7 separate regions of the Mus musculus genome follow, and all the other regions are linked to region 1. Evidence: chromatin loops called from intact Hi-C (ENCODE). Cell type or tissue: heart. All regions are shown on one strand. Region 1 holds the start of C430049B03Rik (RIKEN cDNA C430049B03 gene). Region 2 overlaps Gm35988 (a long non-coding RNA gene). Region 3 has its middle 36 kb from the start of Fam122b. Region 4 overlaps Gm35988 (a long non-coding RNA gene). Region 5 overlaps Gm35988 (a long non-coding RNA gene). Region 6 overlaps Plac1 (placental specific protein 1). Region 7 has its middle 58 kb from the start of Fam122b.

The links. A loop is a pair of places that touch in the nucleus more often than their neighbours do. Peaks named below come from ENCODE experiments on the same cell type or tissue, not always from the same donor. Only the 100,000 strongest peaks of a DNase experiment are listed, where the experiment ranks them.
Region 2: a loop joins it to region 1, with 2.1 times the contacts of the local background. A loop is called at or near these places in 5 of 42 quality-filtered maps.
Region 3: it touches region 1 in a loop (6-fold over the local background); 8 of 42 quality-filtered maps call a loop at or near these places.
Region 4: it touches region 1 in a loop (5-fold over the local background); 7 of 42 quality-filtered maps call a loop at or near these places.
Region 5: it touches region 1 in a loop (5-fold over the local background); 5 of 42 quality-filtered maps call a loop at or near these places.
Region 6: a loop joins it to region 1, with 2.1 times the contacts of the local background. A loop is called at or near these places in 6 of 42 quality-filtered maps.
Region 7: it touches region 1 in a loop (2.0-fold over the local background); 3 of 42 quality-filtered maps call a loop at or near these places.

The regions. Positions count from the first base shown.
Region 1 is chrX:53,055,806-53,059,805 of GRCm38, reverse strand. C430049B03Rik (RIKEN cDNA C430049B03 gene) reads left to right here and starts at 2,616. Exons shown (of 4, transcript NR_038185.1): 1 at 2,616-2,808; 2 at 3,037-3,148; 3 at 3,642-3,664. In heart, no CTCF peak of the experiment used is centred here; DNase peaks (open chromatin) are centred at 2,495 and 2,915; H3K4me3 peaks cover 3,608 bases; H3K27ac peaks cover 4,000 bases; H3K27me3 peaks cover 473 bases.
Region 2 is chrX:53,150,141-53,154,140 of GRCm38, reverse strand. All of the region lies in intron 1 of Gm35988 (a long non-coding RNA gene), which reads right to left. It also overlaps a transcript of Plac1 not described here. Among named protein-coding and RNA genes, the nearest start is that of Plac1, 38 kb to the right of the region's middle. In heart, no CTCF peak of the experiment used is centred here; no DNase peak of the experiment used is centred here.
Region 3 is chrX:53,232,027-53,236,026 of GRCm38, reverse strand. It overlaps a transcript of Plac1 not described here. Among named protein-coding and RNA genes, the nearest start is that of Fam122b, 36 kb to the left of the region's middle. In heart, a CTCF peak has its summit at 2,082 (motif pointing right); no DNase peak of the experiment used is centred here; H3K4me3 peaks cover 341 bases; H3K27ac peaks cover 1,852 bases.
Region 4 is chrX:53,116,356-53,120,355 of GRCm38, reverse strand. All of the region lies in intron 1 of Gm35988 (a long non-coding RNA gene), which reads right to left. It also overlaps a transcript of Plac1 not described here. Among named protein-coding and RNA genes, the nearest start is that of Plac1, 4.0 kb to the right of the region's middle. In heart, no CTCF peak of the experiment used is centred here; a DNase peak (open chromatin) is centred at 1,525.
Region 5 is chrX:53,163,996-53,167,995 of GRCm38, reverse strand. It overlaps Gm35988 (a long non-coding RNA gene), which reads right to left. Exons shown (of 4, transcript XR_882310.2): 4 at 268-4,000. It also overlaps a transcript of Plac1 not described here. Among named protein-coding and RNA genes, the nearest start is that of Plac1, 52 kb to the right of the region's middle. In heart, no CTCF peak of the experiment used is centred here; DNase peaks (open chromatin) are centred at 925 and 1,595; H3K27ac peaks cover 1,941 bases.
Region 6 is chrX:53,105,899-53,109,898 of GRCm38, reverse strand. The region is part of intron 1 of Plac1 (placental specific protein 1); the gene reads left to right. The region is part of intron 1 of Gm35988 (a long non-coding RNA gene); the gene reads right to left. Among named protein-coding and RNA genes, the nearest start is that of Plac1, 6.5 kb to the left of the region's middle. In heart, no CTCF peak of the experiment used is centred here; no DNase peak of the experiment used is centred here.
Region 7 is chrX:53,210,032-53,214,031 of GRCm38, reverse strand. It overlaps a transcript of Plac1 not described here. Among named protein-coding and RNA genes, the nearest start is that of Fam122b, 58 kb to the left of the region's middle. In heart, no CTCF peak of the experiment used is centred here; a DNase peak (open chromatin) is centred at 1,801; H3K27ac peaks cover 2,558 bases.

The sequences.
Region 1 (4,000 bases):
TGGGCCTGTAGCCATATTACTCAGCCTCAAAGAATTCATCAATATTCAGCTGGCTCTCTTAATATGCTGATGTAGCAAAGGGAGTTTAATAAAGAAAGCCCTTGCCATTTTTCTTCAGAAGACCTGTCACAAATTCATCTTTCATCTCCCAGCGCTGGAATCTTCTGGTATTTATGTAGGAAAATTAATGTTTATGTGCAGGAATCCAAACAAACTGACCCACCAGGCTGAACCTTAAAAACCCAAAGAAAGCATCGCAGCCCAAGGACACTGGAGCTCTATGAATGATCTAGCCGAGGATTTAGTCGCCGCGTGGTCAGTCACGCCTGGCTGGTCGGCAAACTTTCAGTCTGGTCCACAAAGTGTTGTGAAGATATTAATAGAAAAATTGTAGGTCCTAATAATAGTTTTAAGTGCACACTGAAACTATCTGAAATTATCCGTAGAACAGAGAGAGAGAGAGAGAGAGAGAGAGAGAGAGAGAGAGAGAGAGAGAGAGAGCTCTTTCCTGAAAAGAAAATCTTGTTCTGTAAAAATCTTTTTGGCTAATTTCTCCCCACAGTTTTACAGATCCTGAAAGACTCTACCCTCCTGTCTTCTCACCCTCCAAACCCAGAAAGAAAAACAAAACAAAACAAAAACAACGAAAATAAGCCCCAGTCATCAGCCTAAGGTCACACGATTGTAGCAAAGCCTTGAAACTTTGCGATCATTTTCGCAAAACTCACGATTATGAGATCAACCTCGAAGAAGTATCACAGTAAAAATATAGAAATACAGCGAGAGTTGAGTAGCGCAAGAAACTGCAGCGCTGAGCACCGCGGAATTCAGAATCCGTGATTTTAGTATCTGCCTGCCGTTTTCGCATGTGTTACCCGTTTTGCAATTGCCCCCCCCCCTTTTTTTTTCTTGACACCTGGTGGGTTTTGTTGTAGTTGTCCCCGCTCCCTCCTGAGGTTCCAAACTATCCCGCACGCCTTCTACCCTCTGAAATAAAACTTAGGCTTGACTCTGGGAGCATGGAGGACCCCGCGGCTGCACCGCAGCTACCAGCGTGCTGCTCAACTGCTGGATATTCGCAGACGCCCAGATGTCCTCGCTAGTCAAGGGCGCCAAGGAACCCACTAAGTCCCAGACTAGACAAGAGGTGGCTGGAGTAGAGGTTTAGCCAAGAGCTGCTAAGGCAACAGCCTCTCCTTCAGAGTCACGGAGTGAACGCGCTAAGTAGCTCCCACATAGCGCCTTGTACCCAGCACTCCACCTGCCCCTGTGGTCTCTTTTGGAGCCCGGGTGTGTAAGCTGCTGCAGGCCAGCGAAACCCTTCCCGTCCAAATCCTATCTGAGTTTACATCCCACTCTCTCAAAGATGTCTGCAACCCAAGAAAGGTGGGAAGAGAGACGCTGAGTTTATTTATTTATTTTTTAACATCCAGGCTCTATTTTATAAGGGATTTCTCCCAGATTTTTTTTTTTTTTTGAGTCTTTCACAAAGCTCAGACTGTCCTCGAACTTGCTATGTAGCCAAGGACGCCCTTAAACTTCTGTTTCTCCTGCCTCCTCCGAGTGCTGGACTCTACTGGTCCATGTGCTACCATGCCTGGTTTTTCCAGCTTTGTGTTATTGTGACGTTTTGCAAATATACAAGAAAGTTGCGAACGCGGTGCAATGAAAGACTATTGACTCCCCACCCAGATGCAACCTCATGTTAGCTCCTTGAAATCCATTCCCGTTCCCCCTTCTCTCTGAGTGCCTGTCTGGGTCAGCGGCATCATTTGAAAATCATAATCACTCTTATACTTCATCTCTTTACACTTAGGCACAGTTCTTGTCACCCTGGACACCCTGCTATTAACTTCAACACCGTTCTCATACCTCCCTGGTAAACAGCGCCGTCCCTAAAGATATCCAGCATACAGAAGAAAGACTCCCTTTCTTTCCCTACTCCAGACTCAAAACTTAAGTAGTAAAGACTTTCCTTCTTGGACTGGACATGTATAAGTAAACTGTCGTTCCCTGCCTCAGTGTCATGCCCACCCCTAAAGTGGACCGCCAGGACCTAAGGGAGTCCTCTACCTGAGGGAGAGTTTGGCAGAGAGGCCAGAGCACAGAAGACTCAACAGAGCCTGGGCACACTCGCGCGCCTAGCACTTCCCTTCTGCAATCTGAGGGTCCCTTGTTTCCTCATCCTGTTTCAGGCACCCCCAAGAAAAATAGTCCTAAGAGGCTTGGCTTAGCCGCCCTGTACCCTCCTGGTAGCCCCAAAGACTTGGGCCCTAGTGACTTTAGAGTGTCATTTGTGGCATGGGTCTTTGAGCTGGAGCTTGGTTGCTTCCCTTCCCGCTTTTCCCCTTTCCCCTTTCTCCCTGGTTTTTGTCTCCTGCACCCGCGGCTATGAGGCTCTCTGTACGTGGCCACTCCAGGCTCCCCGTGTCCTTCCCGGCCCTTCCTGGCTGCAGGCCAAGGCTGTGGCTCTGCGTGTCCGCACGGCCTCCCCCCTCCCCCCTTCCGCTCCGGGGCCTCCGAGCGAGCGGGCGAATGGTTGGGCGGGGCGCGGAGCAGCGCATGGCCACGCCCCCCGGGCCGGCTTTTTCTAGGGCTGCTGCGGACCACTGGGCGCTGGCTGCTCCCGCTCGCCTCTTGGGGTGCGCTCGGCTCCAGCCCAACTCCGCCAGCTCCGCCGGCTCCAGCACCGCTCCAACCCGATTCCAGCCGGATTCCAGCCCGATTCCAGCCCGGTTCCAGCCCGATTCCAGCCCGGTTCCAGCCCAGCTCCGTCCCGGCTCCGGTTCTTCTCCGCCACGCCTCTCTGTGAGCCCCTCGCCCCGCGAACCCCGGTTCCCCGGCTGTCCGTCCCTCTGTCCCTCGATGTCCCGCACCACCGCCACCTCGCGCCCTCCCAAGTCTCCGCGACTCGCTCTTCTAACCTCACAACCTCGCCACACCCCTCCGCCCTTTCTCTCTCGCTGTCCGTCTGTCTGTCCGCCTCCCCGCCCGCCTTTTCCTTCCTCTCTCTAGCTTCCCCGGCTTGTTTTCTAGGTCGACGCTGAGGAGCAGCTTCGCAGGAAAATCCCAGAAACCTTTGCAAAAAGCTTACAATGAAATTTAAGAAGTTCTACGATTTCGGCGCCATTTTCGAGTGGAGTGAGAGGTGACTTAGAATCTAAAAAAGAAAAAAACGAGGGGGAAGGGAACTTTTTGGCCCGCCTCCCCCCGCCCCCAACTATGTCTCTGGTCACTACAGACTGTAACAGATACGGGGATAATTCTCAAAAAAATGTTATGCGTCGCGCTGGGTGGGGTGTGGGGGTGGAAAGCGTGTCCGGGGGTCGTGGTGGGGGGAGGACAGATCTTTAAAATGTCTAGCAAGTGAGTGTGGCCAGGGAACTTCTCAGAAAGTGGACTGAGAAGAGTAAACGGGGAGGGGTGGGGAGAGAGAAATGAGTGAGGGGCGGGCAGCCTCAGGCTGTCAGCCTTGCCAGGGTGGGGAGCAACTAGTTTTGACAGACTGTAAATGGGACTTTGGGCCACTCATTTGTAAGCAGTAAAGAATGTCCTGGAAAGAACCGTAAAATTCGTTTTCCATTGTCTCTCGCTAATTAAAACTTTTCAAGGTTGTTTAGTTGTTTTTTTTTTTTTTCCAGTATTGGAAAAGTTTGGCTGGAAGGTGCGGAGGACCTGTGCATCATGTTTTGGGTGTGGGGGCGCATGGCATCTGCAACATTAAAAGACAAAACGTTCTCAACTGGGAAGAGAGGAAGAGGCTTAGTCTTTGGCTCTTAAATCATTTGGCCAAACCCTTCGCAGTTCTGAAGTGGGTGGGGCCATTTTGACCCGTCGTGGTTCTGAAGTGGGTGGGGCCATGGTAACCCTAAAGTATTGATTCTTTGTCTATTGTATCAGCGAATGACCCTCTCTAGAAGTGACCAGACATCTCTTTGTGCTCTCTTTTCGTAAGTAAAGTTAAGCCCAAGGGGAAATACACAAACCCAGGGAGTGAGAT
Region 2 (4,000 bases), 94 kb before region 1:
TCAGGTTCCCAGAACTCACAGAAAAAGCTGGGCTTCCCATAGTACACACCTTTAATCCCAGCACTTGGAAGGCAGAGGCAGTGGATCTCTGAGTTCAAGGCCAGACTAGTCTACAGAATGAGTTCCAGGACAGTTAATCAGGACTACACAGAGAAACACTGCCCCACCAAAAAGGGGGAAGCATAGTAATATGTGCCTGTAATCTGACTGGTAGTGAGATGGGAGACAGAGAAGTTCTCTGGCAAGGTAGCCTGGTATCCTTGGTGAAGTACCAAGCTAATGAAAATCCCTTTATCTACCAAAGATGGATAGAAGGCACCCGGAGACCTGCTCAAGGTTGGCTTCTGACCTCCACACACACATGCAGAGTAATCACCTGCACCTACATGGTAATCCACATCCACACATACATGTACACATGTTCACACACATTCACATACACACACATACACAGAGAAAGAGAGAGAGAGAGAAATCCAGATAACCTTCAGATAATAAATATTCCTGCCCCTTAACCAAGACTGAAATAAGCCAGGTTAAAACATTCCAGGCTTTTAGCTGTGTTTTGTGTGAGCTGTGAAACAAAGGAATTTTGCAATTTGCTTAGATGAGCACAAACTGTCAAAGCTGCCCTGTAGGGAAGATCCTCTGACTGTGATGTAAGCCAGGCAGCTGGAACCCTGGGCTTTTCTTCCTATGGCTGTGGCTCAGTGGAGCGCTACCTTCTTAGCAATCAGCATCACCTGGGAAATGGTTAGACCCTACCCTGGACCCAGGAATGTGTAACTGAGGGTGAGGCCCCGTCATTGTGAACAGACTCTTCAGGTGAGTCTGATGTACTATCATATTTTAGAATCTTTTTTCTTGAGTTGTCTAAATTCTACTGCCAGTGGAAGCAAGGATGCCCTGGCATGCTCTGAGCTCGTGCCTAAAACCAACAAGCATCCCCTGTCCTTTATATGACTTAGGAACACATGCCAGGTCCATATAATTTCAAAGTTTCATGTTCTTTCTATCTTGAACCCAACCAGTGCATTCCTTTTCCTCTGTTAGCTGAGCAAGGATAAAATATAGCCCAATGTTCCGTCCCCAAGAAGATTTATTAATTTGTACTAATGACTGCTCTGAGAAAACATAAAAACCAATGTCCTCGCTGAATATGCCTTCTCCGAGGGTAATATGGGGATGTTATCTGTAAAATCAACAAATTTGTCACCAACGTGAAATGTTATCCTTTCCTGAGGACTTTCCCAGGCAACTTGAGGCCTCAAAGACTAGACAGCCTCCCCCCTCCGCATGGCCAACCTTACCACCGTAACTCACACACTGAAACCAGTTCAGATGCATGTTTGCTTTCAGGTTAGGAGGTCTGCTTAGAAGCAGCTGGGGGAAACAAGGATGACACCATGAACCTGTTCAAATACTTAAGGAATCCACACAGACTTCTGGCTTTCTTTTGGGTGTGGCCAGTATGCATGTTGGCAAATGCTCAACAGCATGATCTCTGCAAAGAATAAGCATCTAGGAACATGTACATACGTATTAAAATGCGCATCACAGTATTTACAATGACACATGCAATGTTAGGCAGTTCATTTGGCTGTTTCACTCTCGTGAACACTACTGGCTGAGTTTTGCCTTAACCATGGCCAACCTGAAGTGGCAGTTAAGAAACACATGTGGTTCTGACACAAGTATTGCTTGGCATACTGGTTTTCTTTAATGAATCAGACAAATGGGAAGCAACAAAATGCATGCCTAAATCACTCTGCTTCACACTAGTACTGTAAGTGACTTCACTATTGAATCAGATAATCATTTCTGAAGACTGTAAGAGCGCTTCCTCCACTGTTTTAGCCCAATCTACAGTGGAACACCCACAGAGACAACGTGGTTCGAATTTGAACCTGCACTGATATTTTCTCCATCTTCAGCACAGAGCAAGGCTTTTCAAACATCCTCTGCAATGATGAGGCAAATAGAGTTGGACGCGGTGACACACAGCTTTAATTCACAAACTCAGGAGGTAGAAGCAGGCTTATCTCTGTGGAATCAGGGCCAAACTAGTCTACATAGCAAGACTCTGTCTCAAGAAAGAAAAATAAGTCATCATATATGAAATATCTATGGTTTCATAGCCACATAACTCATTTCTTTGTGTCCCTTTTAAAAAAAAGTTGCAGCTGTTCTTTGCTTGTGGGCTATCCAAAGCAGGTCGTGGGTAGAAGGCCTCTGCACCCTACTCAAGCCTCAATGAAACAATAGATAGAGCTCCTGTTTGTATCATTTGTCAATTTGCATCATGTCAGCTACTCCTCCAACTCCAAACTAGCAGCCTGATATCTCTGCGACCGTGCACTTGGGAAGAGATGTGCGGTCACCAAATGTTGTACAGTATTTCCACAGCACAGGTTACAGAAACATCGCATGGGAAACTGGAACTTGGATTACTTGATTTCTAAGGCTGGCTACAGTTAACAAGGAATTTTCAGTTCATTGTTTGTAGCACACAAAGCAATAAGGGTGTTTTTGTGGCATATTTGTACATGCTTTGTTCTTGTTGCCCCTCTTCCTCCAGCCTCCTCCTCCTCCTCTGTCCCCTCCTCCGCCCTCATGGTCTCCTTCCTCTCCTTTCTTCCCTGCAGTGTAACCAGCTCTGAAAATGAATAATTGATGCTTGTGAATCGATATTAACACACTGCTATGATCACACCAAATTTCATTTTTTTTAAAAGAAGGGAATAAAAAGAGACTCTTCATTTAATTTGGTCCATTCTTTCCTGTAAGAGAAGGATTTACAACAGGGTTGCTTTGAAGCTGGGAGTTTCCCTGGCTCTTCTAAAATAGGAAATGATTTTAGATGTTATTTTTACATATTTTCAAAAAGAGCCCTGTCTCCATTCTCAACAGCTTCCTGACCACCTTTTGCGTCCAAATAATGAGAACTATTTAAAGGAAAAAGGAACTAGTGTAGCGTGGTTTGAAGAAAAGCACATAGTTTACTCTTCCAGGGGCAGTTATACAATAGTTTTGCTCATAAACTAGGGAAGAGTTAAAATAGCTTTCCAAGGGCCCTCCCATGCCTGTGATTTTCCTCTCATCTGCTCAGGTATTGCCATTCATTGCCTCATTCATTCATTTACTCATTCATTCATTCATTCATTCAACTCTCTAAGCATGTCCCATCCGCCAGCCAGTCCACCAAGCAGGCAGAACCCATCAGAGCACAGATGGAATGCAGCCCCTATGGGGTAATAAGGACAGAGGTTCTTATGTTCTAGTGGTTTTCATAAGCTCCTTAAAGGGGATCATATGGCAGCAGGACCTGGCCTGTTTTGTGGGATTCAGGATATGACATTCAACCTGATACCTCAAGAGTGACTAGAAAGGCCAGCTAAAGAGACAGAAGGAAGAAACGGGAACAGCCTTCTTCCATGGTGAAGGGAACAGCCTTCATACTGTTGGTCTAAAACACAGGTACAGAGCCTGGAGAGACACCTCAGTTCCTCAGCACCCAAGTATGAGAGCTCATGACAGCCAGTGAGTTCAGCTCTAGGAGCTTCGACACTTCTTAGAAGGTCTCATCCTCTTTCATGCAGCTTAACTTTGCTTTCGTGGGTTTTTTTTCCATCCTTATCCCTCTGTTCCTGTATTCTCAATAACATCCTCATCTGTAGCCTAGTTCACTCATGTCTCATCAGCTGGGCCTAATTTATTTTTGAATCCTACCATTGGTTGGTGTTTTTCTCCTTCTACCAGTTACATATTGATTATTTTTAATGTATACATATAATTTTAAAACACTCAATAACTGCCGTATAGCACCTACCCCTGTTGTAAATCTCTTGTGTTGTATTGTACTGTACTGTATTGTATGTGCTAGGGATTGATGCTAAGCACATGCTCAACCATTGAGTTATACACCCAGACCGAGCATACCTATTTTAAAGTTCCTTTCAGATTTCTCTATCAGCTGGCATTTCTACAGTGTGAAGTCTTC
Region 3 (4,000 bases), 180 kb before region 1:
TTTATTTGCTTGTTTTTCTTTTGCCTTGTTATTGTTTTGTTGTTTTGAAGCCTTCAACCCCAAATAGCCAGAGACAGACCTGAACTCCTTGCTTAGAATGCTGCTATCTGTTTCATGTCTGTGAGCGTAATGATCGAGGCTGTCTTGTTCAGGTTGCTATCCTTTACTCTATGTATAATGTTAATACTCTACTAGCATTTATTAAATTAATAAATGATAGAATGACTTGGTCCTCATACTCACTAACACAGCTCACCACATGCTAGTTGAAAGAAAAAGAGTGAACAACATGGGGGTGAGGCATGAGATCTAAATGCATATTTTCTCCAGCTCTCCCCACTTTCAGTTCTTGCTCTTTCCGTGCCAGTATCTCCTTTCTATCTTTTCTCCCAAATTTATGTTTCCATTTGTTAAATAAAACCTTCAGCAGTGCCGATGTGCATAAACCATGTGCCGTCATCAAAAGTAAGAAAGCTTGGAAATTCTCAAGTGAAATCAGACACTAGCATATAAAGTGCTTTGAAATGCCCTGCTTTCTTATCTTTCTGTAATGGTGTCCTCATGGAGCAAAACTAGAACACTGAGAACTAACCAGGGCTAAAAATCATTCCAACATATGTTTCCTCTTACTGCCGCAACTGCTTCCACCCTCTCACGGCAGACATACAGTATCTAGACTTTCGCTAATTAACTTGCAACTCTAACTGCTAGAACTCCATTTCTTTAAGAAAAAACATTCTGGGCACCAAAAAAAAAAAATATCAATAAATGTTTGCAATGGAACACGTTGCAAAATTTGGCAACTGTCTATTTATGAGCGCCTGTTGATGGAATGTATTAATGAGCCCTCAAGCTAGCAATTACCCTCGTGGTTTTGTTTTGGGTTTTTTTTTTTCATTTCCTCCTTCTCTCTCCCTCCTTTTCTTTTTCTTTCTTTTTAAAATCTTTTTTTTTTTTGAGACAAGGTCTTACTGTATCACCCTGGCTGGCCTGGAATTCACTTTTGTAGATCAGGCTGGCCTCAAACTCACAGATAACTGTGTCATTTAAGTGTTAGGATTAAAGGTGTGGACTCCCATGCTCACCCTTTAGAATTTTTTTAACTTGGTTTGTTATTTTTATACAGCCTTCGATAGCCTTATACTCACACCCTTCCCGCATCTACCTCCTGACTGCTGGCCTTAAGGGTGTACACAACCACACCCAGTTAACCTTGTTTTTTTGGTTTCTTACCACTAGAAATCCTTGATGCAGTTGTTTTTATAACGTGTTTTCGATGTGTAGAATAAGGCCTTCTTTATATGTTGATTTTTGCCTCAGAAGTTGAATGAGTCACTTGATTTTATAAGCCTGGAAAAACAGGCTTTCTCTAAAATAGTCATTGTAAAAGAAGCCCCTTGCTAACAGATCCTATTGTTGCTAACACAGTAATTATAAATTATAATTATAAATTGACCCAATAAAACATTACTTTGTCCTTTTTGCCAGCTTAAAAGGCATTACAGAACAACTGAATGCTTAGGCAGAATGGAGCAGCTTGACTTTTGCCACAGTTCTGTTTTCTTCCTATTTTTATAGATGGTTTAGAGTTTTGATGAAATATATAAAGAAGCATGCTGATTAGCAGAGATTTATTACAGTAAATTGTGGGGTGTGTGTGTGTGTGTGTGTGTGTGTGTGTGTGTAAACTCTTTGATAGATGTGAACTTAGGATAACTACGAACTTGAGTTTAGATTTTGGGGAGTAATCTTTCTATAAGGTACTGAGAAAGTACTGGGTGCCACTTGGAGACTGTGTGAAAAGGGGGGAAATGTGTACAGTGAAAATAAAAATTGCTGGACTTATACCAGGTGGAAACCGCTCTGTCTGTGGCCTTTGCTGCAAAATCAAGCATATTTTCTATATGCTGCATTAATTTGTTGTATGAAAGCACTTCAGTACTGAGAATATGTTTGAAAGGAACTCATTGCCATCCAGGATATTGAAGTTTTATGGGTTAGCACCCTACTGTGATGAGCTAAAAGGCCCGAGTGAGGATCCAGAGTCTCGAATCCAGTCCTGGAAAGCCCTGTTTCAATTACCTGCAGATGTCAGTGTGGGTCTGAGTGTGATTCAACAGCATGTTCCAGGATGTGGTCAGACGGTTGAAGCCCAGTTGTGAACCAGTTGCTTATTAAACAAACACCAGTTCCTTGTGGATGAGAAATATGAGCTGCAAGGACCCTTATATGCCTGAAATCAATCAACCTTTCCCTCTCCCTCTCCCTCCCCTCTCCCTCTCCCCTCCCTCCCTCTCCCTTCCCTCCCTCCCCCCACACTCGCTTACTTTCCTTCTCTGTCTCTCTGTCTCTCTCTCTCTGTCTCTCTCTCTCAAAAGTTAAACAGGAATGGAAACTCTAGTTACACAATTCACAAATAATGTCCTCTTGTTCCCACCCCTGATGCTTTGACCAGTCTTTCTTTGATTAGTTGTAGTGCTAGACAAGTAGATTTAATGTCTCTGGGTTTATTAAACTTGACTCCAAACCAGATGGCCAGCCCAATGTTGCATTATGAGCCGGGTTGGTTTACTTTCTGCTGGTAAAACATGTTTAAGCACAAAGCTGAAAATTCAAATCCTCACTGTAAAAGAATATCAGTGTTGCCAACGCTTGTGGCTCGTCTTTTCTGTCCTGCAGGATTCTCCATTCTATCCATCTTTGAGACCTGTGTGGCCAGAGCATGTATTTAGCTAGGAAACTGTCAGATACACTTACATCAAAAGAACCATTCATTTCCAGGCTGTGACACAAATCTACCATCTGCTTTATAAGCTCATAAGCTTTCTCTTAATTATAATTATATATAATATACACACATATATATGAGTGTGTGTGCATATATATGTACATAAGTTGTCACTATCTTATGTTTACCTAACAACAAAATCTGTTTGGTAGAAGGTGGAAGGGTTTCTTTTTTTTTTTAATCAACTTATTGATTTTTCCATTTCTTTTTCATTTTTCCTTTACTGCATTTTGATTTATAATTTAGTCAGTTAGTTTTGAAACAGTCTCTCACTCTGTAGCTCAGGACGACAGTATCAAAAACCGATGTAGTCCAGGTTGCCCTTGAAGATCACTCATGAAGGTCACCCTGCCTGCAGGCTGGGGTCACAGGTGTGAAGCAGGAAGCCTTCCTCCTTTCCTTTCTTCTATTTTTTTTTCTTTCTTTTATATTTGTAAAAGAAGTTTCTTCATCTACTGATTTTCTTCCAGCACACCAAAAGCTATGTTGCCGGCCCAAGCAATCTGCCTTTTATAGAATTTTCATCTAAATTGTCCAGTCAGGGTTCATTTGGGGAGTTATTTTTATAACTTTGATTATTTTGTACATAGCTGAACGCTCTCTTAAATCTGTTTTTCTTTTATAAGCAAACTGTACAAATCACTGTGAAAAACTACCTTGACCTTGCAGCTATAAAAAAAAAATCACAAAGTATCCAACATCCCACAAGTGTTCAATGCAAATTTCCCCCGATGTTGGTTTTATTTTTTTTATTATTCTCCAGTGTTCTTAATGTCACTTATGGGTTTGAATATTGAATTTACACTTTAAGAACATTTATTTGGTCAGGGACTGCTGGTCTTTTAGTTGCATGTGAGAAATCAAGGATCTTATCCCACATTGTCAGCATTTCTTTTATTTTCACAAAGCCGAAGAAGCTGTATATTCCGAAGTCACCATGTGCTTAGCTTTGTAATCAGCACAGCGATGTGTGTGTACTGAAAGCTAGCGGCAGGGAGGCAAAAGGCAGGAAAAGCCGCTGCCTTCCCTATCAGTTAGCTCTCGCCATCCGGCGCTCTGGAAGGCTGCCGTGGACATTCTGTGTGCATTTTGAGAAGGGAACTAGTGCTGCCCTGTCAGCTTTCTTCATCTAACACCCACGTCTAATTTGCTCCAGGTTTCTGGCATGGTATTGTCCTGGTGGGAGTGACCGGTGTTCCATTACGATCTGCA
Region 4 (4,000 bases), 61 kb before region 1:
ATAATGTGGCCCTCCAAGTGATGATACCTCAGAATGTTGCAGTTAAAGCCACTCCTTGGCATATCCTTAACAGCGATGGCCTCTACCCAGTAAAGCTTTCTGGTGCTGATGCCTAGATCATGGGCATCATGAACCAAATGAGAAGGGAGGACCAGGAGTGACTGAGGTTGGAGACAGTTGGGATCAACTGCCTATCCCAGACGGGATACAGAAGGGTCAAACACAAAAAGCTTTTGGAGACCGAACCTACAAGTAGAAACAATAGGCTGGCTTTAAATTTCCAAAGAATGGTACTAGCATCTTACTCTCTCACGTAACAAATATTTATGGAGAATCTCCTGTGTGACAGGCACTGTGGTAGGAACAAGCCGTACAGTATTGAATAAAAAAAAAAGCATTCCTGTGCAGTAAGCCTCATAGGAGAGCTGACTGGAAAGCAATCACACAAATACGCACTGTCATCTGCTGGGGATTGGTTCCACAATGCCCCCATGATTACATGTTGAAATCTCTTGTATAAAATGTTATAGTTATTGTATATAACCTTCACATCATCTGGGTACTTTACATAATCTCCAGATTATTTATGATGCCTAATTCACTGTAAATTGCATATGAATAGTTGTTGTATTATATTATTTAGGCAGTGAGGAGCAGGGGTGGGGTGGCTGGACATGTTCAGCACAGATGCAACTTTTTAGAAAACACTTGCAATCTTCAGTTGTCTGAAGCCATAGATGCAGAACCCATGGATGTGGACAGCTGGCTTTAATTACTAAAGGCAGAGAGGCCTATGAGTTAAACAAAAAGGAGGAGGAGGAGGAGAAAGAAGAAGAAGAAGAAGAGGAAGAGGAAGAGGAAGAGGAAGAGGAAGAGGAGGAGGAGGAGGAGGAGGAGGAGGAGGAGGAAGAAGGAAGGACAAGGAGGAGAAAGAGAAAGAAAGAATGAATGAAAGGAAGGAGGGAAGAAAGGAAAGATAGATGGAAGGAAGGAAGGATAGGTCTTGCAGAAAGAACATTAATAGGTAGGGCCTGAGCTGGAGGCTCAGGATAGATGAATTTTGGATGACAAGAAGGGGATTGTTCATTCCAGCATCTAAGACTAAGGAGAATATGGATGTGAACTGTCTGGGAGCATGGCTGTTGAAGCTACAGGTCAAGCAGGAAGGAGGTTCTACCTTTTTACTGGCAAACCAAAGTGTTCTGGGCTTTGTGGTTCCTCAGAGGCCACGGTCCCAAGTCGGTTCCAGAAGTCAACTTGGCTGTTTCCCAGAGAGGATTCATGGTGAACGCCTGCTTGTAGCTTCAGCCAGTTGGCTAAGATTAGCTTCCAACAAACTCAGAAAGCCTACAGCCTCAGAGACTCTTGTTCCTCTGTGATTCCTACTCCCACTCATAGCATTGTATTTGCGAGGGATGCTTGCCTGCTGAGAGCCGGCCCTGCATTGCTTAAGTTATCAGTTGAGGCAGCACCCAACTTCGGGAAAAATACAGGCAACAGTGGAGACCAAGAGCAAGAACAGGAGCCAAGGAAGCAGCCGCTGCCAACAACTTCCGTTTTTGTTTTTGTTTTTTCCTTTCTTTCCCACGTAGCTGCCCATGGAGCCCCTGTGACTGTTCATGGCAATCTGTTTGTTAACAATTAACAAAGGAGGGAGCCCTCTTGGCAATTTTTTTTCACCCAGAGGCCCCAGATTTCTCCCTGTGAAACTGCCAAATATGCAACCTTGGGTGGATATTTGGCTGAATCGCTTTGAAGGGTTTGTCAGTGCCTAAAATGGAAATTGTTAGAAAGCAGAGGAGGGTGGTTGCCAGCAACCATGAAATGGTAATGAGCAAATCATTTATTTTTGCAGTGAAATGTCATCCCCTAACACTACAAAAGCAGATTTTTTTTTTTTTTGAGCTTAGAAGTACTGACTACCTAGAAAATTCTTCCAAGGCAATCCAGTGTATCATACCCCCACCCACAAATACCTCTATCTTTCTCTCACCTTGGTCTTGTCTCCTAAACTAGACTGCTCCCATGGTTTGGGAACTTAGCTGCAACCCCAGATGAATTAAAAGGCTGGCTGGTTATGAAAGGTAGTCAGACTTCAACCATCCTATAAAGCAAAGAGGAAGTTCATTTCCTTCTAAGAGGATATGTGGTTGACTTTCTTTCAACATGGGAAAGTTGGTAGGCAGTGATAGACTCAGCCCCAAAATACAGCATGGCTGTTTAAATGATACATTCAAGTCCTCCTATCATTTTGGCTGAGTGCTATGGCACTTAATAAGGTTTTCTGCATGTATCAGCTCACTGAGCAGGCATATCAGGCAGGCTCTTCAATTGGGTACCTTTTAGTTTTGTACTCTGGCACTTTTGTTTGGCACTTAGAAGGAAGAGACTGGAAAATACATTCGGGTTGACACTAGAGAGTGAATGATCTGCTAGTTTTCTTTGAAAACAGCCATTAAGCTACTGTGCCTTCAGGCCAGTTCTTGGAAGGCTTTAACTTAAACAAAGCCCCGGATCTGTCTTTTAGCTTTTCCATATTGCCTTCTATATTGGGATTAGTGAAAAATTATACTGCTATCAATTTTATTTTAAAGTAATATTTTATGAGCCTTTGGCTTGAAAGTATTTCAATGACATCTGCATGCTCAAAATTAAAAAGGAAGACGGCTCTCCTCAGCTTTCATCAAGTAAGCTTTCGATCACAGTCATCAGGCCAATTTTTTCTGTCCTGCCTTTAAATGGAGGTGGCTTTCCCCAATCATTTGTGTGGTTGGGTGTGATCCATTAGGTAAGCTGTCCTGCTGTGAAAACCAAACCAAACCAAACCCAAGCCTAAGAGGCCTGGAGAGATGACTCAGAGAGTAAGAGCACTGACTGTTCTTCCAGAGGACCTGAGTTCAATTCCCAGTACCCATATGGTGCCTAACTCCAGTTCCAGAGGATCCAATATGCTCCTCTGGCTTTTGAGGGCACAGCATACATATGGTACACAGATGCACAGACAAGTTGGTTTGCTCTGTCACTACATTTGAAAGCCCATGTATGTTTCTGCCTCTCTCTTATGTATGACCTCAGGAACAGCCTACTGGAAAGTGCGGCTCTTATACAGGGAAGTCTTTCTCCCAGATTCCCTTGTAAGTAAGGTTAACTTGTGAGGGAATTACCAAGTATCCAACCCTATCATTTCCCTCCCTTTCCCCATCTTTCAAGGGCCCTCTCAACCCACAGTCTCTGATACAGTAGCTGTAGCGATGACTCCATGTAGAGAACAAACAATTGGAGCAACTGGAGGCCAGGGCACCCTTCCCCCAGAAAAGGACCCCTTAAAGCCATCTCACAGCTGAAATGATTGTCTTCTGGCCTTTACTTCATGAGTGTCTAAGAATTGAAAGACTGCCACAGGCAGAGTAGAAATTAACTTCTTCCTCTCCTTGCTTTGAGCTAGCTGTAAATTTTCGTTTCCTGCTTTCTTTGGAATACAGAGAAACGATGGAGGCAGATTATTGGCCGGGGTATCCGGTATCTGGTAACTGGACCACTGTCTCAGCTTCAGTTCCCTCATCCATCCTGAGAAGCGCTACACAAGTTATCAATTCTCCCTAAACTCTGACGTTTGACTAATCTAATAGACTTACCATCAAAGAGGGATGTAGCTAAGTTTTCAATAGTTTCTTAGCTCCAGGGAAAGCTATTTTATATAATGTCCTTTTTCTGTGTTTCCCTTTTAATAGGAAAACACGACTCATTCCTGGACCATAAAGTGAACACATTGCAGATCAGCAGGGGGAAGGCTTTTTTTTTTTTCTTCTCTGTGGAAGGGGTCTAGAATACCATAGAAATAAAGGTAGGCACCAGATCTGGACAAGAGAGGCAGGTGGGGCAGAGAACCTCGTCAGTACCATCTTCACTCAAACCAGACCTGCTCAGAGGCAGAGTTAGGTGACAGCACACATCCAGGAGTCAGCTGCTCTAGACCGTGACTCCAGCTCCTCCGTTTACT
Region 5 (4,000 bases), 110 kb before region 1:
AGTGATATGTAGCAGTAACTGTTCCTGCCTGTTTTGCCTTCAGTTTTTGTTTTAATTAAGTATTTGAATTTAAATATTCCTATTTCAGGCTGTTGAGATGACTTAGCAGATGAAGGAAGGTGCCTGCTGCCAAGTCTAGCAGCTTGAGTTCAATCCCCAGGACCACATAGTGAAAGGAGAGAAACAACTTCAGCAAGTTGTACATGCTGTGGCTTAGTGTATGTGCGCACGCATGCGTGCACACACAGACAGACACACACACAATTGAATGTTATAAACATGATTTACTGGTGAGGAAACAGACACGGAGGTTTAGTCATTTGGCCTAAGGTTACCCACATAGAAAGTAGTGGAGTGTAGAATTTATACCTAGGCTATCCATCCTCTTACCCACTTTTCTGTGCAGTAGATTCTGTTATCAGCTCTGTTTAGGACCCACAGCTATATTTTTCCCAATATAGACACCAAAGCCCAGACAAGACAAAGGACCTCTTTGAAGGCATAATCAGGGTTGAGACAGGTTTTGTGTCTCCCCATCTGAGGAACATTCCATTCTGGCCAGTCATCCCGGGCTCTGTGAAAAGCAGGGCTTGGAGCCTACTGCCTACACAAAAACCCAGGCACAGGAGGCTATCTAGAAATACTTTTGCTGTCAGCACTGGGTAAAGGAGGATGCAGAAACATACCCCAGCACTGGGTTGCTCGACCATATCTTGGAGGATATAAGCTTCAAGCTAGCCTCCCCCACTTCCCTCAGAGCCAGGGTAGCAGATCCACTGTGGAGGATGCCTGCTGTTGCAGGGTTTAGCTGAGGATGGTGTGTTAGAGAAGGCTCCTAACAGCAGCCAAGGGAGCAGGACATTCGGTGAGGCTTATCTGTTCCTGTCACAAAAAATGTGCTAAAGCCTCAGCAGCTCCCTCTCCAGCTCCCACTGAGACAGCCAGGAGAAGGCCCAGCCAGATGACATGCCTCCGTTCTTCTCCAAGGAGGAGGCCCTGAGCCAAACAGGCTTTTCCATTTCCAGATGCTTTTTAATTAAAATAAAGGCCACTCTGTAACCTGGCTTTGAATGGACAAAGTTTCCTCAGTAGAGTGACGGTACAAATTCACCCCTTTTTCTTTACTTTCCATTGAGCAGCCGAACGTGCGCAAGTAATAATTTATGGCTTCAGTCACACGGCAGCAAGAAGCAGGGAAGGGTTAAGTGACTTATGGAAGGTCACTCTGCCAAAGAAAGCCTCTTTTGTTCCCGAGTTAACCTAGTCTGTGTTGTACCTTTGGCTGAAGCATGGCGAGGAGGCCAGACTAGCGTCACACTCGAGCACCATGTGGTGATCTTGTCAACCTGGGAATTTACACTCTTCCTCCAGCCCCAGAAGGAATCTCATAAACTCAGAGCTTCTGTATCAGTTGCCTACTGCACTTCCCTCTTTTGAGGATACAGACGGGCAGGACGGAAAAGGCCACTTTTATTTGTATCCTGGTCAGAGAGAAACAAGATGTTTCAGGAGGCCCCATTGGGAGACGAGTGAACTTCACCAGCTTCTGTCTTGGACTTGCTTTGTCTAGAATTCCAGCACAGGAAAGGCGGAAGGGGCCAGGCGGCAGCGCAGATGGGATTTCCTTACCTTCTCCTTCTTGAATCAGAGCCAGCTCAGCTGTGAACAGAAACAATAGGGCTACCCATGGGCTCAGGACAAAGCCTGCTGATCCTGGTTCTCAGGGATGGATTGTTGTGTTCCTCGGTGAGGTCTGAGGACCCCTGCCTCAGACACATCCCCACTACAGTTCTCCACATTCTAGGTTGTTGATGATGGAGGCCTAAGACATTATTAGGGTTTGTCTGAAGTTCCTGGGCTAAAAAAACGAGGACAACAAACATTCTTTACCTGATCCCTGCATCCCCCTCAAATATACACAAAACCCTGTCCAGTGGGTCTTGGGAGCAGAGTTTTTGCCCAGATCTTTTTTTTTTCTATTATGCTGGAAATTCTGTCGTGTTCATGTTTCTAGCAGTAAAAACAGAAAGAGAAGAGTATGAGAAGCCAATGCAGGAAGTCATCATCTGTTTTTTCTCCAATGCAACCAAATAGTTCCTTCTATAACCAAAGCATTCAGTGGGGTCTGTCCTAGGCACATCTAGGCAAAACCAATAGAAGCAGTAGGCAAGGGTTGAACCCAGTCAGTCGCTGGCTGAGAGGCGGCCACTTTTATGTTTTTTTGTAGCTCTGAATTACCCATTTCTGTGGGCCACACAAGCTTGTGGGTCGCGGCGGATGCAATTGAGGTTATGGGATGAGTGCTGGAAGAAGCAAGTCTGGTTTGTCTTGAGGTCCTTCTCACTTTGGCCTTCCTTTTTGCCTGTGTGGTTTTCTTGTTGGGGTTTGTGAGAGACACACACTACCATCACTCACTTTCCAACCTTCCATGGCATTCGTTTTTAATACAAATTTTTGAAAATTATAATTAGATCATTTCCCTTCTCTTCTGCTCTCAAATTCCTCCAATGTATCCTCTACCCTCTCTCACTCTCTCTCTCTCTCTCGGATTCATGACCTTTTTTCTTTGTGTTATGTTTATATGCATATATACATGTATATATTGTATGTGTATACATACAATCTGTTCAATTTGTGTAATGTTACCTGTATGTATATTATTCCATTGCATTCTTGAATAACATTATGGATTATGTTTACTAGGCTTGGCAAAGATAAATAGTAGCCCCTTAGGTCTGTTTCAAATTTCCCAAGAGGCTCTGAAGCCTGAGGCTAAGAAATAGATTTTTGAATATTTAGAATATTTTATACATTTTATCCCAAAGATAGAATCACTGGGGGAATATTGTCCCTTTGGGTTACTTTAGGGTCTTCCCATGGCCATTAAATTTGTGAAACGTCACAAAAGGTCTATATTGTAAGTGGCTCTCAAGTCAGATATTGGACCAAGATTTTGATGTCTAAGGCAAAAATGTCTTGTGTTTCATTCCACGAGGAGTTGAAATCATACCCAACAGATGTGTAGCTCCATAAAAGTAAAGGATAGAAGTCACCTATTCATCATTTTCCTTTCATCTCTAGGAGAGTTAGAGATTGTATGGACAATGTTCCCAGACCCTGCATTGGATTATAGTGACATTTTCTCCTCATTAATAGGGAAATAGAGACAAATGAAGAACATTGGGTGACTGGTTCACAGGACCCAAGTCTGTTTGATTGATTCTCTCTGGGTTCTCATTGTGGAATTAAGATATTCTTCCCTCCACACATGCATAGCAAAAGGTAGTGTATGCAAATTTAATTGGATAAATAGTGTCAAGCTCTACCATCCAAAATCTGACTAATAATTTGACACTATCAGTGAATGTCTTTCCTCTGCTAGGAAGGCTACCTTAGAGGAGAGAATTTAGAAGCCAGGGTGGGCTCTGCATTCTATGCCACTCTTGTTTGGGATCAGTTGGTCCACTAAACTCCCTTTGCAATGTTTAATTTGGGGACCTACAATGATGCTTCACATGAAGGTAGTGAACCTTATTGTGCTCTGTTTGTTGTTTGGTTGCTTGTTTGGATTCTATTTATTGGGTGAGGGTAGTACTTGGGTGTGTGCCATGGCACACACTATGGTGGTCAGAGCATAATGTGTAAGGGTTGGTTCCTTCTTTCTACCTCGTGGATCCCAGAGATCAAATTTAGGTCATCAGGCTTGCTGGCAAATGCTTTCATGTACTAAGCTATCTCACTGGCCCCCTTTGGTGTTCAACTAGTGTCTCACTCTGTAGCCCAGCTAGCCTGGAACTCACCCTGTAGCCCAGGCTGCCCTCAAACTCATGACACTTCTCCTTCCTCAGCCTCCTGAGTGCTAGGAATATAGAGGTGAGCTACCCTACCCAACTATACGACAAAATTTTTAGCTGGAAAAAAAAAAGTGGCCACAGAAGGATGGATAATTTTCTTTCTCACTCTAGTCACAAAAATGTACTGACCTTTTCGTTCCCACCAT
Region 6 (4,000 bases), 50 kb before region 1:
AGTCCACATGGGAACTGCTTCTCTAGCTTGGGGATGTGAGAGGGCAAAGGTGCCACGCATTCATGCTGATTGCAAGATTTTATTTGTACAAATGTTAAAGGAATGTAAAAATGACTTTGTTCCTTTGGTAGATGAATAGAGCCCTGTGGTTTCAGAACTAACAGAGACTAGAGTGGACAACGTACATTTCCTAGTATGTTTCTGGGTAGATACCCCTCCTTATATACAAATGGCTCTGTTTCGCAACCCCGGGCTAAAACCAGGATGCTGACTTATTTTTCTTTCCATTGTTGTGTGTGTGTGTGTGTGTGTAGGGTGCATATCGGGGTATATGCATGTGGAGACCACAGGTAGGTGTCAAATGTCTTTCCTCAGTCACTCACCGGTTTATTTACTGAGGGAGAATCTCCTGCTGACCCTGGAGCTCAGCAAGAGCTAGCTAGCCCATTCACTCTAGAGATGCCCTGTCTCCACACCTCCTAATCATTGAGATTATAGGTGGATTACTATAGCTTTGGATTTTAATGTGAGTGGTGGAATCTGAGCTTCTATCCTCATGCTTATGCAGCAAGGCATTTACCTACTGAGCCATCTCCATAGCCCAAATATGTAGCCTAGGCTGGCCTCCAATTCACGATCCTCTTCCCTCTACCAATACAGCATACCTTTCTGATATGTGCCAGCACAACCAACTATATTTCATTTTGTTCTCTAAGACAAGGTCTCATTGTGTATCATATGGTGCTCCTACCTCAGCTTCTTGAGTGCTGGCATTGTAGGTGTCTACTAGCATACCAAGCATGTCTTGGGTTTGTAAACAGACAATAATAGCACTGTAAGTATGTATGTATGTGTGTGTGGTTTCCATTTTATACATAAAGAACCCAAAGTTAGACATTTGGCATCTACTGTCTTTTAAACAAGATACTTCTAACATTCTTTAATTTGATGCTTTTAAAAATAAATTCATGCAAATTATGTTTTACTTTTCATTTATATTCACTTCTGTGACCATGTGTGCACATGCCTGTATATGGAGGCGCTTCCGTGCCTGCGCACATGGAGGTCAAAGGACAGTTCGTGGGACTTCCTTTTCTCCTTCCCAGGGTTCTGGGAAATGCAAAGCTGACTAGGTTGCCTTTGACTTACTTGCCTTTGTAGCTTCAGGGCTAACAGAAGCTGGGGTGGACAGTGCACATTTCCTTGTATGGAACTCAGGCTTCGTATCAAGACCTTTTACCCTCTGAGCCATCTCACCTGCTGTGCAGTTCACTTCCTTATAGGTGGCGGTTTTCTTAAAACTCTTGGCCTAAATATTATTCAAGAACAGGACTTCTATGGATGTATAAAATAATTTGGCATAAAGATAAAAGAGTAAACATTTTTGAACGCTTAAGTGTTGTCTGCCATCTCAATGCGAATCATTCCATAGACATTGTGACTTTGGGAGTCCAGGGGTTACTGCAGTCATGTCATGTTGACTGACAAACTCAAGCCTAACACTCTCCTCCCTGCTGGTTCAACCTAGCGTCCCAGCTAGTTCTGGATCCCTGGGACCTGATGGGATTACTGAGTTGCCCTGTGCAAAATATTCTTGTCTTGATCGTGTGGCTAAGGAACAAGGCACATGGCAAAGGTGTCAGGAGTGAGCTGTTATGCTGACAGAGGTTCCTAGGAGAAGCTTGATGTTAGAGCATAAATATGGGGCTGAGAACAAGTCTTCTCTCTTAGCTTCTGAAAAGCTTCATGATGACACTAGAACCTTAGAAAAATCATGGCAGATGGGAGGTTTTAGAAGGAATGAGAGTCAAATATGAATAACCAGGGGTGGTGGAGGAGGCTCCGTCACTGAAGTCCTTGCCACATAAGCATGACGAGCTGAGGTTAGAGCTCTACCATCTGTATGTTTTAAAAGTGTAGTGTACACCAAAGGTACTAGAACTGGAGAGGCAGAGAAGTAGAGACAGTGGGTTCCCTGAAGCTTGCTCATCACCCAGTCTAACTAAATTGGTGAGGCGCACATTCAGTGAGAAAACTTGTCTCAAAAAAACCAAAATGGAACATGGTTGACAATGAAGATGTCCAACATCAACACCTGGTCTCCAAATACATGGAAATTCACATGTATATGTGAGTGTACACATGCGCATGTGTGTGCATTCATACACACACATACGCAAATACACATGAACACACACACACACATATATATACACCCATATATATATGTATATATGTATGTATATATATATATATATATATATACCCCCAGTACATATGCAAAATCACCAGATATATGAGAACAATCTACCATTTCTGTGTTAAAGAGGCAAAATATGTAGACTGCTAGCATTTATCTATTTCTCATGGCTAGGCATGGTGATATATTCCAAATCCATTTTGCCACTCAGAGAATTGTAATCAGGCACCATCTTGAGAGAGGGCCTATTGTTTGAGACTGAACTACTCTGGGGAACTGAAATCAAGGAACAATCACAAATCAGGAAATCTAGGATACACTGCCAAAGTATAGCGTCTGGGTAGGAAATAGCCCAGAGTGGGTAGTCATAGAGATGGAGAGGGCTAAGTGTAAACACACTGGGAAGTTTAGGCAGTAGGAGTCTCAGGCTTTTGGAAATCAAGGAAGTTGGTAGCGCTGGCCTCTAGGGTAGCATGCAAATGATACCTGCACAGTCTGGGAACTCTGAGCCCATGGTAGGTGGATTGTCCTCTAGAACTGCTTTCCCTGCTATGGATTGTTTGAAAGTTCTCCAGATTTTTCCACCTATAAGCTGGTTTCCTGGCAGACAAACTCAGAAATCTCTGAGAGCCGCAGGTAGCAGACTGGGTTCCCTCAAACTCCATATCTAGTGCAAAACCCCATGCTTTTTTGGTTTCCTTGATTCTCTGACACATGTAGAGGAATGCCCCTGGATCTGGGGTATTGGTCTCTGGAACAAGTGGGAACCTGTACGAATCCCACAAGCTACAGAACTCCTTGACACCACCAGTGGCCCCACATACACAAAGAAGTAAAGTTTCTAAAGGGATGCAGGTACTAAGGGTCTGGTGATGCAGATCAGTTGGTGGGATGCTTGCCTAGCATGTATCAAGTCCTAGATTTCATCTCAGAACCACATAAAGCAGGTGTGGTGACCTATATATGTAAATCTCTGCACTAGGAGGTAGAGGCAGGAGGATCAGAAGTGCAAGGTCATTCTCAGCTACATAGAAGGTTCAAGAACATCCTGGGCTACAAGAAACCCTGTCTCAAAAATAAAATAAATAAAATAAAATACAACAGCCCATAGTAGCCACATCCTACACACTGGGAACAGAGAAGAACTATGATAGAATTTAGCTATGATCTGCCACACCCCATCCCTGTCCTGTCTTTTATTGAAAGCAGAAAGAGGTTTCTCCAATCCTTTGTTGTCTTCTCTTTCTTGTCTTCACTCATTCCTATTTTAGTGGGGTTTAGTTTACTTTATTTTAAAAGTCTTTTATGTTTATTCTTTATTCCTTCTTCTATTTTTATCTTGTTTTTTGGTTTGTGTTTATTTTTGTTTTTTATTTGGTTGTTTATTGTTTTATTTTTTGTTCTTTGTACAAAACATTGAGACAGGGTCTTGCTGTGAAGTAAGGCTTAGGTGGAAGTTACTGTGTAGTTCAAACTAGCTTCAAAATTGTGATCTTCCAGCCTCAGCTTTACACTTGTCTAATTTTGTTCATACATTTTATCTTCATTAACCTTGCTTCTTTTTTCCAGTCTCCTGATCCACTTCTGTATTCTATTATTATTATTACTCTTACTACTACTACTACTATAAACATTTTTAGCTTTTTGTAATCAGATGAGCCTGGGCTAATACAGGGTGACATGGCTGTAGAATATATTCTATTAACTTTTGACTATGATTTAACTCTGCTTTTTGTGCTACCTTTCTTTGGATGATTTTTAGTTCTAGAGTGTTTATCTTTAATCAATTTTACAGTAATT
Region 7 (4,000 bases), 150 kb before region 1:
CCCTGCTGGTGGCTCTGGAGCCCAACCAAGCTTTCCTTTTCTTCTATATTTCTAGGCGCTTGGGCCTTAAGCAATAGGAATCTGCCCCTCTCCCCACAGGCTTTGTCACCAAGCAGCTGTCTTTCTTTCCTGGATCAGTCTAGAGTTCCCCCTAATTTTTCCTAAACCCAAACAGTTGGTTGTTGCCTTGCAGTGTCGGCAAAGGACATTTGTGAGCCTGCTAGGATATATAGATTTCATTTGATACTACATAGCCATACTCAAAAAAAAAAAAAAAACGGACAGATGATCTGGCATTTCAAATGACTACCTATCCTTTCTTTGCCTTTAACCACTCCACTTCTGGATGCTCCAGGACATGTACCATTTTTTTTCTTGAACAGACAGTTTTATTGGGGTATAGTTTCTGTGTTTCAGCTGGCCCACTCAGAGCCACCATGCCAACTTGATCACCTAGGAGCTAAGGCGACAAAGTGCTACAGCAAGATTTGAAGAAGTCACTGGGTAGATGAGCCCTGGGGGCTTCCATGATCTTTGTTTCTGAGACCCCAGTCTCTCTCTCTCTCTCTCTCTCTCTGTGTGTGTGTGTGTGTGTGTGTGTGTGTGTGTGTGTGTGTGTCTGTGTGTGTGTGTGTATGTCTGTGTGTGTGTGTATGTCTTCCTCTCATCTCCCTCAATTAGTAAGGACATATATAGGCGAATAAGAAAGAGGAATCTCTGTGTTTTAAACTTCGGAAGAGTTTCACTGTTTTTTTTTTTCAGACGTTGAACTAGTCTGTTGCCAGCTATGTTGGTCTATGTCTGGATTCCCAGTTTAGGAGGCAGAATCAGAAAGATCACTCCACATTCAAGGCCAGTCTGTTCTCCTGGTGAGATTCAGTCTGGCCTGAGTAACAGAGTGAGATCTTGTCAAAGTCAAATTCTAACTGAGTAACACACTTTCCATCCTTTAGCCACGTGTGTCTCCTTTAAATTCATTCTTTAGAGCACAAGTTGTGAGAATAATTGGGGCCCAACTTCTAGAGCTTCCAGATTATTACAGGGTTGTGATCAAGAAACAGGAGAGGCCAGGCCTGGTAGTCTACATAGTAGTCATCTCAGTCCAGCTGAGGAAGGAGCTTAAGGCGAGCCTGGCAATTGTCATAAGTACCAGTCAAGTCAGAGCTGCATAATGAGAGTCTATCTGAAATAAGAAAGTAGATGGATAGATAATAAATTAGCAAAGACCAACAACATCGACAACAGCAAAACAGAAAATAATAAAGCCTTGCCTTGGAGGCCAGCTCCTCCAAGGACAGTCGTGGGGTGGAATGGTTACAGAGGCTAGGCTGTGCGGGAAGCTGTGTGGGAACTTGCTTTCCAGCTGTGCTGCTCACTAGTGTGTTCCTTCCCCTGCAGAGGGAAACACAGCGTGGTCTCAGCGCAAAAGAATCGGGACAGTTAGAGAAGAAAATGTTAGCCAATCCTGAAAACGAGCAAAGTGGCCACAAAATATGGACTTTGCTCAGTCTGAAAATCACCTCATCGGCTTTGTCATGTCGTTTCCTGTTTAATAGCAACTGAAGGACTTGCAGGAGATGCTCTGCCCTCCTTACACACACACACACACACACACACACACACACACACACACACACACACACACTGGAGCCTGGCTATTTTCGAGGTTCCATTTGGAGTGGGAAGGCCCCAGCAGGGCGGGGGTAGGGGCTGTGGGGAGGGAGGCATTATTCTCCAGCTTGCAGCTGTGGCAGCCAATACAGTATCCCCCACAGGCCAGATGAATCAAGCTGAAGGCCAGATCTGGGCTGTGGGCCAGACGCTCCCCACCCTGATTTATAGTGTGGACAGAGATGTGGGTGTTTTGTGAATATATTTTGATGATGATAAAAAAAAAAAAAGCTAGAGGGGGGGAAAACACCATTCCTTAAAAATGTGCTGAGGGAGAGAAGCTGAGGCCTATCCACCAGATTAGGGTAGCTTGGCTGTTAGCAGTAGCTCCTTAGATTAAAGGCTCCTGAAAGAACAGTTCATGAGAGGCAGTGCCCCTTAGAAGGCAGTGAATTGTGAATGAGGTCCCTGTATGGCCAGCCACTGGGGGCAGATTATGCTTACTGTCCCCTCTGCAGGTGTGGAGTGGAGGGATTCGGCCTGCATTTTAACTCCTGCCAGCCCCCAAGAACAGAGAAAGGGAGCTGGCTTGCCGAGCTCTGGGGCCACCCTGAGTCCCACGGTTTCCCAGCCCTCGCTCACACTTATCTAGAAATTAGCAGGCTTTGCTTTTGGGATCAAGTCCAGGTTGTTGCCATTGGGCAGTGGACAATAGGCTAAGTGTGAAAGGGCCACCAGGATGGAGTCTGGGCAAAAACAAAGAACAAAACAAAACAAAGGACAAAAAAAAAAAACCCACCTCACCTCCACCATTTATTCTCAACCTTCAACCCAATTGATTTGAAGGGGGTCGCAGCTAGGGCCGAGGAAGTGGTGTGGAAGCAGAGGGGCTGAGTGGAGTCTGGCAGTGGAGGCTCCCAGCAGAATGTTCCACTCCCAGACAAGGCAGAGCCAGGCACAGGAAACATCAGGCACAGCTGTCCTGGCTTACTCTATTTCATCTGGGCAAGAACCTCAAGCAGGTTTCCCAAGACCCGCTTTGAAGATGAGAGATTTATTCTACAAAGATGAAGCTACTAGACAGACCTTGTGCTGGACATGCAGCAAGCAAAATCACATCAGTCTGCAACCCCCACAAAACACACACACACACACACACACACACACACACACACACACACACGCACGCACGCACGCACACACACGCACGCACGCACGCACACACACGCACACACGCACACACACACACACACACACACACGCACGCACACACACACACACGCACGCACACACACACACGCACGCACGCACACACACACACACACTGGAAGGGCAGTGAACACTCTTATACTTTATCATGTAGTTTTGAACAAGAGCAATCAGGTTTCTTCTGTCCTTACTGCTTCTCCTGGCCACCTTGCAGGGCTCCTTCTGGAATGTCCTTTGATACGTTATGGCTTCTCCATCCTTGTACATTTCCCACTCTCTGAGGAAAGAGGGTCAGGTATCTCTAACCTCTCTGCTTTAGCCAGCCTGGGGCTGTGTGACACAAACCACCTACATGCACATCCCGGCCAAGTCCAAACCTCCCTGCTAGTCAGAGGAGCCCACAAAAAAACAAAACAAAACAAACAAACAAACAAACAAACAAAAAAACCCGAACCGACAAAGAAGTATGAAGCAGAAAAATGAATCTGCCTTTCTGTGTGGCTGCCTATCCAGACATAACAAGAGTAGGTGACTGCAGCCTGTCCTGTTGATTTCCTCACCAACACATACACACAGACCCACGCAACTACAGGGCAACTGTGGGGGTTATTGAGCATCCAATAGGCAAATCGTCTCTTGCACTGAGCCCTGGAAGTTTTCTGCTTTGCGTCTAGGATGAACTCGAAGATTCCGTGAAAGGGACTCTGGTCTGTATCACTCTCAGGGCTGGCTCCTTCAACGGATGGCAGGAAGCCCTCTTTTTTAATTTCCCACTTCCTGCTTCAGAGCTTAACAAAGGACTTGTGTATGGAATGCATGTGTGCATTAATGTGTGTGTATACCATGGGAGAATGCACACAGGACCTTTGTCAATTCATTCCATTTGGGGGGGGGAAGCAGAGTGGGTGTCTATTCCCAGCAGTATCAGGGACCAGCAAGGGGGCCTTCTCATCACCCTTGTAGTTTGTTCCAAATGTCTTTTTTTGTAACTCTTGGGTTTGAAGTTACACCCTGCCTTCTGGCTATGCCCCACTCCTCACCAGCTACCCCCCTCCCAAACTCAACTATGCACAAAGGCTCATACTACTCAAAAAACCTGGGAAGACACTGTTGGCAAGGAGTGTAGCGAAGCCCATTTACAGACCAAATGTGCTAATTGTAAATGTTCTTATCTTGTCAT